Linked DNA regions of Homo sapiens: region 2 is linked to region 1. A link is an interaction called in ENCODE POLR2A ChIA-PET data of the cell type or tissue named here. Cell type or tissue: Panc1. All regions are shown on one strand. Each heading gives the region's core, and the rest is flanking DNA. Links, peaks and the distances in the headings are about the cores only.

Region 1 (8,000 bases), core at 1,248-6,247:
CTGGAGAACTCCTAGGCATCCTGCAAACTCTGCCCAAGCCTCAGCTTGCCCTCATGCACCAGCTAGGTCAAGCGGATTGGTCCTCCCCTTGCCCCGGTTCCCCAGGCACTGTTTCCTGACCAGTGTTGCAGCCCTTGCTTGGCAGGATCGCAGCTACCTTTAGAATACCACAGCCACCACCAGGCTCTGGCTCCCTGTCACCCAGCAGCACCAGCTTGGATCTAGCAAACATTCCAGTGCGCTCCCTGCAAGTTGAATAACACATGGTGGCTACCCTTTCCCAGAGCTGGTCGGCTTTGTGATGTGGACCATGTGCATGGTCTGACCCCTGGCCCCTTCTTTTGCCCTTTCCCCTGCCAGCCAAAGCCAGAGAGATGGCTGGGCCATGCCAGGCTCCCAGGAGCGCTTTGTGGGTCAGGTTGTTTTGCCCAAAGCTACTGGGTCTGAGGATACCTGTGAGCTTGCTGTGCCTGCATTGCCGCTGCCCAGGCTTGGCTTCCTGGGAGAATTGGCTCGGCAACAGCAGCCTGGGCCAGGCCACAAGGCTTCTTGGGCAAAACTCCCTGGGCAGGGCCAGGGGCTGGGGCCTCATATGCACTGCCTGTGCACCAGGCGAGTCTGTGGGCAAATGAGCTCCAGCTTGCCATGGTGCTGGGGGAGGGCCACCCTTCTGCTGGGTAAACATGGGTGTTCAGGCCTGCCTAGGCACGGCCCTGGGTTCTTTCGGTTAAAGGTGCAGGACAGCATTTTGTCGAGCCGGGAGTTGCCAGTGAGAGGGTGACAGAGAGGGACACATGGGAACCTTCACCAACCTTCCCTGGGACTCGGCCCCTACAGGCTTTAAGCAGAGGCTGCAAGGAGGCTTAGGGGTCCCTGGGCCAGGACTACTGTTCCGACTCTGAGATCTTTTATCTGCTGCAATGCTGGCTGCTTTCTGGGACTTGGGGAAGGTGGGTGGGCTGTGAGCAGGTGCGTTTCCTAAGCCAGGTCTGAGACCAGAGCTTCCATTTAGCGGTCCCCACTGCAAATGCATTTCAGTCCTTGCTCCCCCAGGCAAAGCTCACATCCTTGGGAACATCCTTCCTGCACCAGGCATGGTACTTTGGGGTCTGGAGACTGTCGCAGCACCCCTCTGAAGTGGGTGGTATTATCCCATTTTGCAGAGGAGGAAGCTGGAGTTCAGAGTGCTGAACTTGTTCAGCCTCCACAGCTGCTCAGGGAATCAGGTCTTCTACTCCCTACGTGAGGCCACAGCTTGATTTTTCTTTTCTGGTCCGTGGCTGTTTGTACAAACGAGTATCCTGTGGACATGGTTGTCTGCCCCTGCCCCTCCGACAGGACAGCGCTGAGCAGGTACCTGGGCTGGTGCCACACTTGGGGAGGTGGACACGTAGCCTCAGAGCCCGAAGCAACTGGTGGGGTTCATTCCCATGGAGGAGAGGTTCTCCGTGGTCCACGGCCGGAGCCTCCGCATGTCAGATCCTTCTCCCCACCCAGATGGAGCCAAGTGGGCCCCACATCAGTGAAGGAAAAAGCCCTTGGCTCTTGTGCAAACACAAATTGTGGAAGAGTGGCATCAACAACACGAGGTGCTCCCCATCCATCCGGCTCACTTTCCTTCTACGAGATGAACTCAGCTCAGGGTGTTTTGTGCCTTCTCCGGTTTGCTCTAGTTTGGTTTTGGTCTGGTACAATTGAAGTCTTTGCCTCCTTCCGACAGAAGCACTGGACCCCTCTCCCTGGGCCCTGAAAACCCGGAGGGGTACTGGGACTGCTGTGTTGGATCAGAGGAGTCAGGTAGAAATTAGGGGTTCTGGGTGCAGGGAGCACTTGAGGTGCCTGCTGCATGCTCCCTGAAGACAAAATCCCAGGGAGGATGTGTCAGTTCCGAGGGCCACTGAGATCACCACCTCCGTGAGCATGAGCAAGACCCTATTGGCCGCACCTGGGACAGCCTTCCTGGGCAGGGCCAGTCCTACCACCTCCTTTGTCCCTCTCCCACTCCCCAGACCCCCACCCCCTACCCCTCAGGCCACCTGCTCCCTTTTTACCCAGGCACATGTCCATGTGTGCCCTTACAAGCTCCTGGCTTTCGGAAGGGAGGGGACAGGTTGTAGAGAGACGGGATGCGCCGGAGTGTAATTTTATTTCTGTGGCTCTCCTTTCAAGCTGTCACGGTAAATCTATTTTACTTGTCACTTTGTAAATCATTATGCAGGATTAAGCCTTTTACCAGCTTTTAAGGCTTCTGCAACCAGGGACAACCCCACCTCTCCCTCATCCTGCCTTCTTTCCCTCACCTCCCTTCTGAATGACCCTACTGCTGTGTCTTAAGGCTCAGTTAGAATGTAAGTGGGGACCCAGGAGACAGCTTGCTGTCATTGAGTTTAGCTGCCCCATTTTACAGGTGGGAAAACAATCCCTGGAGAGGGAGGGACTCCCAGGTGCAGTGCCTGGGGTGCTTAGTGTTTTGTGGTGCCCCTGAGCAGTGGGGAGGGAAGTTGCTGAAAGCAACCGAGCCTGGGCATGGGACTTGGAGGGTTTTTTTTCTCATCCCCCATGGGGACCTGGAGGCCCCCTGTGGCTGTGGCAAGATTGCTCAAGACCCACAAGGAGACCCCGTTTGGAAGAGGAGACATACTTGGAGGGAGAGAAGGACCTTCTGCCCCCTCTCAGGGTGTGGGGCTGGTGGGGTAGGGGACTGGTGACAGGAAGCTGGAGGTGGGAATGTGGTCACAGTCACCCTACTGGCATGTGGGATCCCGTTTATTTATTTCTCCAGAAATCTGTGTCCTTCTCCAGAGAAGGCTTTGAGGTGCAAGAACAATGAAGCCATGTGCTGAGATGTTGAGAGTTGCAGATAGTGGCTGGGACTACTAGGCCAAGAGCCAGCAGTGTGCAGCGGTGCGTTTCCTTTCACGGGTCCATCTGGAGCAGCCTGCTCACAAAACCAGAGTGAAAAGATGCTCACCCACAAGGCTGATGTGCATTGTGGGAGCTGAGGTTTGGGGGGTGCCCACTTTGAGAAGCCAGGGATGTATGTGCCCAGGGCCAGACTGCCCAGCTGGGCCATGCCGGGTTTGACAGCCTTAGGTCTTGCTGCCTTTTCCATCGGGATACACTGGCCTCATCGCCAGGTCAAGGGCTTCCTCCCTATTGCTGGGGTTCCAGGGCTGTCCTCTGCCCGTCTGTGCCAATAGAGGGCCCCGCCTTGGGGGGCTCACACTCACCTGTCCTGCTTCCACCACTCCCCACCTAGACCTCTGCTGTCTTGAGCCCAGATGAATTAATCTCTTGCAGCAATTTCAGTCTACCAAGAGACCTTCTCCAGCATCTTCTAGGGGAGGGTCCTGTGCTTTGGGGAAGCTGGACTGGGTGACATTCATTTCCACAGCCCTCTTTGCTTTCCCTGTTCAAGCCACCATGATGTGCAATGGCAGCTGCCTCTTTTTTTTAACTTAAAATTTTAAAATTTTGTGAGTACATAAGTAGGTATATGTATTTATGTGGGCAACTGCCTATTTATTGGCCTATTTCTAGACTCGAGCTGTTCTGCAAAGCCAGAGCCTTGTCTCTTATCCCCTAGCACGGGGGCCATAACGGCACAGGCTAAGGCAATATTTCTCCATTAGAAGGATGGCCAAACAAGAGTCCTCAGACCCTGACCTCAAGGAGTTTCACAGTCTGCATTGGAAACAACCTTGGCTACTCAGCAGAATAGCTGCAAGGAGTACTGAAAGCTTCAGAGAAATCGGCTAATAAGTTCCAAGGAGTGAGATGAGAATGAGCTAGAGTGGTCGGTGGGGAGGGGCCTCCTGGAGGAGGGGGCATTTAAGGGCTGCACTGAGGATGGAGAGGCTTTAGCTAGAACAAGGCAAGGAGCGGGAGGAAAGGTACTTCTGGGCGGTGGAACCGGCATGACCAAAGGAAGGGAGGTGTGCCTGTGGGGGTGCTGGGGCAGCTCAGCCAGCACCCATGGACTTTAGGGGAAGAACAGAGGCCAAGTTTCTAGGGATGGCTGGGACCCCAGAAGGAAGCCAGGGTTAGGAGGGAACACTTATTCTAGAAGTGGGGAGGGAGAGGTGTGTGACAGACTGGGTGAGGACAGAGCAGTGTTTTAGGAGATTTAGTGACAGGGAGCCACCTGGGTTGGAGGAGACCTGAGCCTATTAATTAGGCAGGTGAGTGGAGTCCCTGAGGTGTACTTCAGGACCAACCAGGCTCCCTGTACTGGGTGGGATGGGGCAGGGCTTAGGGGCTGGTGCTGTTCCCACCAGCCCCGCTCCATGCTGAGTGGGAGAGGAGGTGGCAGCAGCAGCTGGGGCTTCTGAAGATCTGGGTGCAGGCTTGGTCTGGCTACTCCTGTGCCTCTGTCCTCAACCTGCAAAATGGGGAGATTCTGCAACTCCACCCAGCCTGTCTGCCTGCTGCTGTGAGGAGTGCTGGAGACACAGGGAGGGGAAGTTCTTTGTGAACTGACATTGCCTGTTCTCATCCCCTTCTGGAAAACTGGTGGCTGCCATGGCATGGCCATTTCATGGCTGCTGGCTTCCCTCTGTTCTCCAGATTGGGGGTGACCCTAGGACCTGGGTTTCATTACCAACAAGCCATGTGATCTTGGGTCAGTCACCTCCCTCTTCCAGGCCTTGGCGTTCTCCTCCATAAATGGATCCGTGCTGATAACCTAAGCCTCGCTGCACGCAGTGTGGCTGTTGTTGTGCTAGGAGACCCAGGCTTGGGCTGCGGCTAGGGGTGTCCCCCTGTGGGCAGAGCCCCATACCTGTTGTCACAGTAGCATCGCAACACCTCCTTATAAGCCTTGGAACCTCGGCCAAGAGGTTTCTGTGTACGCTTCTTGGTCTCTGGTGACTTCTAGGCCCATTTGACATTTCTTTGCACTTCCTGCCCACTCCTGGAGGCCCCTGATTAGTCTACTTGGTTACAAACCCATATCAGATCCCTGATATCTCCCAGCAAGCCTTGCACAAGGCATGTGCCTTTAAGTGATGCTCGTGGCTCTTTGAAATCTGGACACCAGCTGGCAGAGGGGTGGTCAGGTAGCTCGCTTTTCTGTAAGATGGGTGTATTTTGTTTTTTTTCTTTTGGAACAGATTTTGATTTTCTGATAATAGAGCCCTTGAGATAGTGAGGAGACAGTACCGGAAGCAGCACCCCCAAAGCCGTTTGAATACAATGCAAGCAGTTGAGGGGCTGAGCTACCAGCCAGTAGGAGAGAGGTTCCTGGGGGTTCAAAGAGCAGTGGGGGAAACTGAGGTACAGAGAGTACCCAGCAAGAGAATGAATGAGTGGCAGGTCCAAGCTTCAGATAATTATTATTCTTTCTACCACCCCCCCCACCCCCAACACACACACACACACACACACACACACACACACACACACATATTCAGGGGATGCTTTAGGTTCTCTGCACTGTGCCATGCAGTTTATGTGCATTATCTCATTTACTGTTCTGAAGAACCCTACGCGGGAAGGACTGCTGTACCCCAGTTTTATTTTATTTATTTATTTATTTATTTATTTATTTATTTATTTATTTATTTATTTATTTTGAGACAGAGTCTCACTCTGTTGCCCAGGCTGGAGTGCAGTAGCGTGATCTCAGCTCACTGCAATCCTGCCTCCTGGGTTCAAGCGATTCTCCGGCCTCAGCCTCCCGAGTAACTGGGATTACAGGCGCCTGCCACCATGCCTGGGTAATTTTTGTATTTTTAGTAGAGATGGGGTTTCACCATGTTGGCCAGGCTGGTCTTGAACTCCTGACCTCAAGTGATCCACCCACTTTGGCCTCCCAAAGTGCTAGGATGAGAGGTGTGAGCCACCACGCCTGGCCTGTATCCCAGTTTTACACACATGCGTACGTGATGTGCTCAGAGTGATTAGGGCCACAGAGCCAGAAGGCGTTTTAGGCAGGATTTGAATGCAGGCCTGTGAGTTTAGATCCTGGCTCCCACTACCCTATGCACACCCTCCCATGCCCTTGCGTGCCTCTTCAGGGCCTCTCTCTGGGCCATCCCTGCCGCAAGCACTCTGCAGACAGACAGTCTTCCTCTTTCTAGGAGGTGTGGGTGCAGAGGACTTTGTGTATTGGGGAGATAAAAGAGCCCGTTTGGGATGATTTTTATCAGCTCGAGCAAGTCGGTTTGACTTACAGGAAGAAGCCAATTTGCATTTTGGGAAAGAGCTGAGTGTAAAGGCCGCAGTGAGCACTGGGTGGATTTATAAATAAACAGTCGACCGAGGGCATTGTATGTCCCCAGCTGTACAATGCTGGGTTCATATTGACACCACAGACCTGTTCCACACGTCACAGCTGCCCTTTGGACAGAAAGGGCCTAATTGAGTAAGAGAGCGCTGCTGCTGGAAATGCCAAGGAACCCTTCCTCCGACCTGGCTTCCTCGGCACAAGCGAGCCGGGTGAGTCCGGCTGCAGCCGGGCCTGTTTACCGAGGCTGCTGGCATTGCATGCCAGGTGCAGAGCCCACGGGCGACTCAGAAGGCCACGAACGCTGGGGCCAAGGCGGCCTCTGCTCTCCCTGCAACCCGGAGGGAGCTGGAGCCAGAGCCAGATCTCAGGAAACTGGGGTCATTGCATAGAGGCTGCCAGACAGTCTGCAGAGCTCAGCGGCCTGGGTTCAAACCTTCTCGCACACTGCCACTGTCGGTTACTTTGGCTTTCTAGAGCCAGATTCCTTGGCCATGAAATGGGTACTGCTTACTTCCCAGGTTATTTTGAGAATGAAGTGAGATGAAGTCAACAGTAGATGTATCTGTCCGTTGTCCCTGCCCTGCTGTGGGATGACAGAGTGATTTTGGACAAGACCAAGGCCTCGCTGGGCATCACTGTCTTCTTCAGAAAGCAATGGGGCTAGGCCAGGTGCACAGTGGCTCACGCCTCTAATCCCTGCACTTTGGGAGGCCAAGGTGAGCGGATCGCTTGAGCTCAGGAGTTCGAGACTAGCCTGGGCAACACAGTGAAACCCTGTCTTTACCAGAAATACAAAAACTAGCTGAGCATGGTGGTGTGCACCTTTAGTCCCAGCTACTGGGGAGGCTGAGATGAGAAGATTGCTTGAGCCCAGGAGGTCGAGGCTGTAGTGAGCCACAGTTGCGCCACTGCAGTCCAGCCTGTGTGACAGAGCAAGACCCTGCCCCTCCTGGAAAAAAAAAAAAAAAGAGAGAGAGAGAAAGCAAGCAAGCAGTGGCGCTGGATGCTGATCAGAGGCCTGGGGCCCTTGGACCAGAGAGGGCTGTCCCTGCCCAGCTGGCTACAGGAGCTCTGACTCTCAGACCAGCCTAGGTTCATATCCTGTGTCTTCCACTTGTGGGACCTTGGGCATTTGACTTCCTCTCAGGACCTCAGTTTTCATGGGTAGAAAGTGGGAACGATTAAGGTTGTTGGAAAGACAAAATATGCTCATGTACACTTAGTGCTCAGCATAGGGCTGGCCACATGGTGAATGCTCATAAATCAGTCATGTCTATAACATACATTTCAAGGGAAAAACATCTGTTTTGAGGGCAGAACGCTATCAAGTCAAATATTTTCCTGATTTAATTTCAATAGTACTGTTATAAAAAACAATAACCATGATACCGATAGTTAGAAGACCGCCCCTTCCAGGCCCACTTCTTTACCCCTTTGCTTTTTGGCAATAACCCTTGTGCAGAGCCAACCCCATTCTCCTGACCTAACCAGTTCTCACCTGGCCATGCGGCCTTTCCGGGTGTCAGGCAGGTCTCTCCGGTTAGGTAAGGGAGGCCTCATCCTTCTTACCTGACTGCTCTGAGTGCAGATCTATGCTGCTTCCCATCTTCTCCAGGCGCCTGATCTATTACCTTGGGCTTGGAACGCACCTAACAAAGGCTACCGTGAGGAGGCCCCTCGGTACCTGTTCATCTGGACACATCGTGCAGACCCCCGCACCCCGTGTGGCTCCCGGTTAATCTTCAGGGTGCAATCAATTTCTTCCTCAGAG
Region 2 (8,000 bases), core at 1,664-6,663, 200 kb before region 1:
CAGCACCATTAGAGAAACTCAAATTAAAACCACAATGAGATACAACTACACACCTATTCAAACATCCATAATTGAAAAGATTGACCATATCAAGTATTGGCAAGAATGTGAAGTAAAAAAATCTCAAACGCTACCAGTAGGAAGGTAAAATGGTACTTCCACTTTTAAAAACAGTTTGGAAGTTTCTTAGAAAAGTTAAATATATATCCACTATATGACCTAGCCATTCCACTCCTAGGCGTTTCCCAGGGGAAGTGAAACTTTATATCCATACAAATAATTATACATTAAAGTTTGCAGCAATTTTACTTATAATAACCCAAAATTATAAACAATCCAAATGTCCACCAACAGGTGAATATATAAGCAAATTGTGGTATATCCATATGATGGAATACTATTTAGCAATAAAGAGGGATGAGGCTGGGTGTGGTGGCTCATGCCTCTAATCCCAGCTCTTTAGGAGGCTGAGGTGGGTGGATCACCTGACGTCAGGAGTTTGAGACCAGCCTGACCAATTTGGAGAAACCCCGTCTCTATTAAAAATATAAAATAATTAGCTGGGTGTGGAGGCACATGCCTGTAATCCCAGCTACTCAGGAGGCTGAGGCAGGAGAATCACTTGAACCCAGGAGGTGGAGGTTGCGGTGAGCTGAGATTGCGCCATTGCACTCCAGCCAACAAGAGCGAAACTCCGCCTCAAAAAATAAAAAAGGGATGAATTATTGAAACACACAGTAACATGGATGAATCTCAAAATAATTATGCTCAGTGAAAGAAGCCAGACCTCCCTCCACCAACTATATGTACGTGATTGGGGGTGGTGATGGGGGAAGAGAATAATTCCATTTCTATAAAACTCTAACCTATAGTAACAGAAATCAGATTCACGGTTGCCTGAGGGGAGGGCTAGTGGAAGGGAGGAGCAAGAAGGCGGGATTATCAGGAAGCACAAGGAGACTTTGGGGAGCACTGCATATGTTCATTACATCAATTGATTTATTGTTTTTATGAGGTATTCGTATGCCAAAGTTTATCAATTTGTCACTTTAAATCCATACAGCTGTTTGTATGTCAATTATATCTCTATAAAGCTATTTTTAAAAGCAAAGAGCAATAGGAAAAGGGAGCTCCAGAGCCAACAAAACAAAATGAGAGCAAACAATATAATAATGTTAGTGAATCAATAAATAAATCATAAAAAATTAAGAACGTAATAAACATAGATGAAAAATTAATTCCTGAGGTCAGGGAAAGATTTGAAAATATGCCACCAAGTTGTACAACACCAGGGAGCCCCATTCACATCATCTTAGCCCCTAATGTGAACAGAGCACACTGGGGTTACACAGCCCACAGCCCTCACGTCCCTATGCGACACCTCTGCTGCAGATGAGCACAGTGAAGGCACAGGACAAACACAAGAAGGTCAAAGAACATAGTGGGATGTTCATGGATTTGGAGGACAAAATTGACCTTCTATTAAAATAACTGATGCTTTCATACTAGAAAGCATAATAGATGAAACAGAAATATAATAAAGATAGAAATCTTAAATTCATGAAAAGAGAAATAATGGGATTTGCTGATTAAAAAGCACACTGTTCCCAAGGGGCTTGGGAATGGGAGGCAGGGAGATGGTACAGAAAAATCAACATCAAGACATAACCTAGTAATACTGTTGAACTTTAAGAACAAGGAAATAACTCTTCAGGAGTCAGAGTAGAAAAGGAAGTGATCAGTAAACCAAGCTGTACTCAGAATCTTTGGTAACAATTCCAGAAGACAGTGGAGGAATATATTCAAAATTCTGATGGAAAGAAAATGTATACCAATATTATTATACCCAGCCAAGATGTCATTCAAGAATAGAGGCCACTGAAAGATATCTCTACATATGAAAAAATTGAAGGAATTATAGTACTCATGATCTCTTGCAGAAAAGCTATTTGTTGATGAAATTCAGCTAGTAGTGGTAGAAATTCAGTGGTAGAGACTATTGTCCCCCCAGTGGGTGTTTCCTTCTTCTTCAGTCACAAGAACTCTGATATTTTCCTGGGCTCATTCTCACCCACCTATAAGACCACCTTCCATAGCCTCCCTTGCAATTAGCTATGGTCAAGTAATGAAGTCTTAGCCAATGGTGTGTAAGCAGAAGTTATGTATGCCACCAGCAGGAAGTCTAATTAAAAGGAAGGAAGCTTTCATCCATCCTGTTGCCTACAAGGCAGATGGGATGGGTAGAGTTTTAGCACCATCCATCTTAAACCATGAGAACAAAGCCTGAACCAAACGTTGGTAGAGAAGTTAACTAAAAGGAATTAGACTGTCAGGTGATTTTGTGGATCTTCCAAACCTTCCCTAGACTGCTACCTCCAAACTTATTTTATGGGAAAAAGAAATAAGCTTTTATTTGGCTGAAGCCACCATTTGTTGTTGTTAGACACAGTGGAATCAAACTCTGACCAATACATCAGTCAACTAACAGATACATCGAAACAAACTTTACATGGGTCTAGTGAAGGAAGCTGTGGATGAGAAGGACTAGTTTTAAGCTGAGTCTATTAAATTTTTCCCTAAGACTTAAAAACAGACATAATTGTGCCTACAGAAGAGATAGAGATGTTATACAGTCTAAAATGTAAAAATAATAATATAAGTAACAACATCAGCAATGAGAAGAGAGAGATGGGAGAAGTGTAGGGGTGCTGTCCTCATCTTTCTGAGCAGGACATCAATAAATACTGTATAAATTTAAAATATGTCATTTAAAACTGGCTACTGGCTCCAACCTCCTCATATTTTCTGTAATCCCTTAGAGGGAATCTGTTAGAAAATAATACCATCTTGTGCTGAAGAAATATTTATCTAAATAGATCATTCCTTCCATTTCACTTTAGTTTCTTTTTCTTCCTTTAAGTGAAAATAAAATTTAATTTTAAAACTTTATATTAAGTATCTCAGGTTATATAACTCCACCTATATGTTCGTGTCTATATAGACTTCTATCAGGATATGCATATGGGTTGATTTCTGGGGATCACATCTTGTGGGGATTATCTTTTTCTTAGTAGTCTTTTTAATTTCTTGAATTCTTTATAATGAGCATGTTTTATGTTTTTTTTAACATCAATGGGTTTAAAGTGAATATTCTGCTTTACTCATCTAATAAAATTACCCCAGGCATCCTTCAAAGTCACTGATTAATATTTCATAGCTGGGTGTACTTTTTATTTAAACATGCCCTTATACACGAACATTCAGGTTTTTTAAACATCTTACCTCACTTTCTTACATCATGATTTCCTGATGTAAGATTTGCAAAATCTAGATTTCTAAAAACAGGCTTTTTGATTATAATTGTATGTCAATTTTATCTCTATAAAGCTATTTTTAAACATATCCTTGTACATGAACACTCAGGTTTTTTAAACACTTAAATGTTAATAGTGAAAAGATTGTGCCCTAATTACACATCTACCCAGCATGTATAAGAGTGCACACTTTCCCTCAACAGGAATGAATGCTACCAACACTTTTAGATTTTTGTCCATGTGGTTTAAAAACTGATATTTTGTTATTTTAATTTTAATTTCCTTGATTATTTGTTATGATGGCTTTTTTTTTTCCAAGTTATTGGTTATTTGAGGCTTTCCCTTGTCCATTTAGCGCCTAGGTTATTTGTCTTTTTCCAATCAATTTGTAAAAAGCTTCTTCTAGAGAAAGGCTATCAATTTTTTGTAATATATGTTATAAATCTCTACTTCCAACATCTATCATATGTCTTTTGACTTTGCTTATGATATCTATTTCCAGACATAAGTGTTTAATTTTTATGTGGCATATATTACTCCTTTCATAATAGTGAGGTCATTTTTCTAATGCTCAAAACAAAGAAAAAAAAAAGCAATGTCCCTGCTCCATTGCATTCCCCCCACCCCACCCTTAATTGTTTTTTTTTGTTGTTGTTGTTTTTTTCTTGAGACAGGGTCTCACTCCATCACCCGGCTGGAATGCAGTGGCACGATCTTGGCTTGCTGCAACTTCCACCTCCTGAGTTCAAGCAATTCTCGTGCCTCAGCCTCCCAAGTAGCTAGGATTACAGTCATGTGCTACCATGCCTGGCTAATTTTTTTGTATTTTTAGTAGAGACAGGGTTTCGCTGTGTTGGTCAGGCTGGTCTCGAACTGCTGGCCTCAAGTTATCTGCCAACCTTGGCCTCCCAAAGTGCTGGGATTACAGGTGTGAGCCACTGCGCCCGGCCCCACCCTTAGCTTTTAATGTCCTCACTTCCCAGTGCTTAGTAAGCCCTTAGAGATGACCCCACACACAGCAGTAGTGAGGCTGTCCCATCCTGCTGGGGACACTGGATCCCTCACAAGGGCAATCTGCTCATAGTTACTGTCTCCTACACATCAGGTTGCCTCTTGTCTCTGAGCTTTGCCCCAGCTATTCCCCAGTCTTGGCCAAAGTCCACTTTAGCCTAAGGCTCTGTCCTCTAGGGAGGCTTCCCTGAATACCACCTACCTGTACACCAGGCTAGAGGACTTTCTCCTGGGATTCATCATCTTCTGCCTGCTGGTGTCCAGCTAGTGTGCACCTGGAAGCCCCCTGATGCATTGATTGGTCACAACCTGTGCCTTACCTGCTGTTATTTATTTGTAATATCACTCCTGACCAGAGCGCATCTCTACTACCCTCATTATAATATTCTTTAGTTATCCGTCTCTAGTCACTGTGCCCTGGACCACCAGCTTCTTGAAGGCAGAGTTCTGTCTTGTTCTTCTTTGTGTGTCTAACTGCAGCACAGTGAGATGAAAGGATGAATGAAAGAGGAAAGTCCCCCGGAGGTTGTGACACAGGTATGTCTGGAAAGATTCAGTGAAGGGCAGAGCTGGGACAAGGTGGCTTCTGAAAATTAGTGACAAATATACTTGATGTCTTTAAAAACCCTTACTTTACCTTCCCAGCACCTCTATTTGCAAACACTTCACCATAAAAATAAACAAGACAAAAAACCAAAATAAGACACACACAGGTCATTGTTTCTCCTTTCTAGAATCATGTATGTTCTCAGCTATTCTTATTTTTCAAGTCACTCTCAATTTATCACACCTTTGGAGATCCTGAAGACCACCATGAAAGGACAATATAACCATTGCACAGAAGAGAAGACTAAGCCTGGGAGAGGCCCGAGAAGTGACCAGGACCCTGAGATCTGGCATAATAAATCATAGGCTCGGGATCTGGAAACGACTCGAAGGCAGCTTCTTGTCCAACGCTGTGCCTTCAGATGGATAAGGTACCGGATCTCAAAAGACCATCCCATAATAGCCTCCCCATTTTCTGGTTTGATATTTCAAGTACCTTGGGATACGAGATGCCAGCAATCAGATATGCTCCAGTAATCAGAAGCAAATAGTTCTGCCTGGGAACTTTCAGCAGATTGCCAAATGCCTCCTAATCTGGCCACCTTAATATAAATTGCCCTAAAATATTATTTTCTGAATACACAGTATCCAATAACAAATAGTATCTTTTTGTGAAATTAATTTCAATTTAGCTTTAACTAATACTAAATTGCTATGGAATTACATATTACATACACATTACTACAGAAAGAAGTTCATCATGATTAATGTTATTACAGTGAACACCAAAGGAATTAATAATGATTTGCAGTTATTATAAAGCGGTACTGGTGTAGGAAAAAAGGTTAAGTCTAATTAAATTCTGGCAACCACTTTAGGACTCTGCAGCAATGAGGATGCTGGGTTTTATGTTAATTAATTCTATATGAAAGGTTACTGAAGTGTTTTAATATTGTTCAAAGAGCCACATTTTTACTACCAGTGTGTGTGGTTTGTTGTGGTTTTTTTTTTTTCACAGTGACCTGCTAGCATGGGTAAGGCGTTAAATTCTTGGGAATTGATAGGTGTTGGGAAGCTGGGTGGTTTCTTATTCTGATGTCAGAGCCAGGCTTGGCGCTAGGGCCAGTGTCTCCCAGTTCCCTCCAGCGGCCTGTGCTTGGAAAATGGATGACTTTTCTTTGGAAATGGATCTTGTGATTCCTGAGTTGCTTTCTGGGTTAGACATGGCTCCACAATTATCTTTTCACATGGGTGGAGTGAGCAGCCTAGGCATCCCAGAAGGGGCCCACCTTGCCCAAAATAGGACCCAGGGAACACAGGACCTGATACTTCACTCCTTTGGGTAGCAGCCAGAGGGGCGGAGCTCAGGATTTGGAAGGACCTGAACATTCAGGTTTCATGATGGCTCCTTAACTCATTTCCTTTGTAACTCGAGGCAAGTCATTTAAATTCTGAGTCTGAATTTCCTCAGACTTCACAGTATTGTTTCCAGGATTAAATCAGAAAATAGATAAGAAGGAGAGGTGGGAAGCTCCACAAGCAAACAAATGAGTCCGGTTATTTGTGCCCCTCCCCTGGGTGATGTTCCACTCTTGACATGTCTCATTCCTACACCCAGTCTTACAAGCACCTCAAAGACAGGACCAGACTTGAAATTTAAGTATTGTTTCTATTTCATGCCACCCAGACATTTTAAATCTAATACTTTAGATAGTAAAGTTCGGTGGAAGTTTTTTTATTTTTTTAAGCAGATTTTTCCTATTACTCAATTGTTTAAGTTATCAAAGCACACAAGTTGGTATCTCTGGTTGTTTCATCTCTGCAAGCCAAGAGCATAGCTTAATGCTTGACACAGAGTAAAGGCTCAGTAAATTTTGATAGAAAGAAAGAATGGATGGATGGATGGATGGATGGATGAATGGATAAATGAATATATGGATGGATAGATGAACAGATGGATAGATGGACATTGGATGTATGGATGAATGGATAGCTGAACAGATGGACAGATAGGCATTGGATGGACGGATGTATGGATGTATTGATGGATGGATGGATGGATGGATGAATGGATGGTCATCTGGCCCTGATTTTGCCTTTATGACCCAATTCAGATGTAGCATTTATTATAACCCCATCAAGATCAAATCTGAATCCCAATCATAGCCTTGGTGATTATTCTGACAGTCTTGTGGGCATTGGTGGGAGCAGGGGAGGCTTTGGCAAATCTGCCTTCAACATTTCCTCTCCTGTGTACTGTTCCTCACACCCAAATGCCTCTTCATCACCCAGCTTCAACTTGCTACTCAACTGCTCCTTTCTAATGTCATCAACCCTGGGAAGCCTTCCTGGACCACACACCCCAGTCCACAGTGGTCTTTCTCTCCTCTGAGCCCATAGAAATGGAATGCCTAGCCATGGGCTCTCAAACTTAGGAGGCATGAGAATCGCCTGGAGGGCTTGCTACAATACAGATTGTTGGGCCCCACCTTCAGAGTTTTTGATTCCATAGGTATGGGAAGGGGCTTGAGATTTCCATTTTAACAAGTCCCCATATGATGCTCTGGCTGCTGGCCTGGGGACCATACTTTTAGAACATAGAGCTTAGCTCACCAGTCCCTGCAGAACTTGTAGGAAGTAGTAACTTTTTCTTAGAGGAAGGTTATTTCCAGGAAGAACTTTGCTGAGCACTGATATGGCACCTCCTTTCCACCTTGCAGCAATGCCCTGAAAAATGATGGCATTCCCCGCTTCAGTTTTCAGAAGAGGAAGCAGGCCCTCAGAGCGGGAGCAGCTCAGTGAAGGTCACAAAAGCCAGGTCTTCCCCCATTACCCTGTGCTTATGGTCTCCTCAGAAAGGCAACAGCCACACAAAAACAGAGTGATTCTGCCAGGAGCAGTAGCTGATACAGTGAAACCCATGACCTGTGAGCTCTGCACTGTCTCACAGTGGTGAGAGGGCAGTGGAAGGTGAGTGGATTAATTCAGGGTCAAGTGTGGAAAGGACCTGGGGAAGGAGAGTCTAACCCAGGTCACCCAACCAGCTACACCACCCTTGGCAGGTCAATTAACCTCTCTGGGCCTCCGAGGTCATCTTGCCCAAAGCTGTCTTCCTCATTTCCACCTCTG

The links. Peaks named below come from ENCODE experiments on the same cell type or tissue, not always from the same donor. Only the 100,000 strongest peaks of a DNase experiment are listed, where the experiment ranks them.
Region 2: POLR2A ChIA-PET joins it to region 1 with 8 read pairs; 2 of 35 experiments call an interaction of 5 or more read pairs at or near these places.

The regions. Positions count from the first base shown.
Region 1 is chr10:79,087,773-79,095,772 of GRCh38, forward strand. All of the region lies in intron 1 of ZMIZ1 (zinc finger MIZ-type containing 1), which reads left to right. Among named protein-coding and RNA genes, the nearest start is that of ZMIZ1, 23 kb to the left of the region's middle. RefSeq lists enhancers at 1-931, 932-1,918, 2,540-3,041, 3,042-3,541 and cis regulatory regions at 5,913-6,416, 5,942-6,442. In Panc1, for the core only: no CTCF peak of the experiment used is centred there; no DNase peak of the experiment used is centred there; H3K4me3 peaks cover 124 bases; H3K27ac peaks cover 1,042 bases.
Region 2 is chr10:78,884,489-78,892,488 of GRCh38, forward strand. No RefSeq gene overlaps it. Among named protein-coding and RNA genes, the nearest start is that of ZMIZ1-AS1, 180 kb to the right of the region's middle. In Panc1, for the core only: no CTCF peak of the experiment used is centred there; no DNase peak of the experiment used is centred there.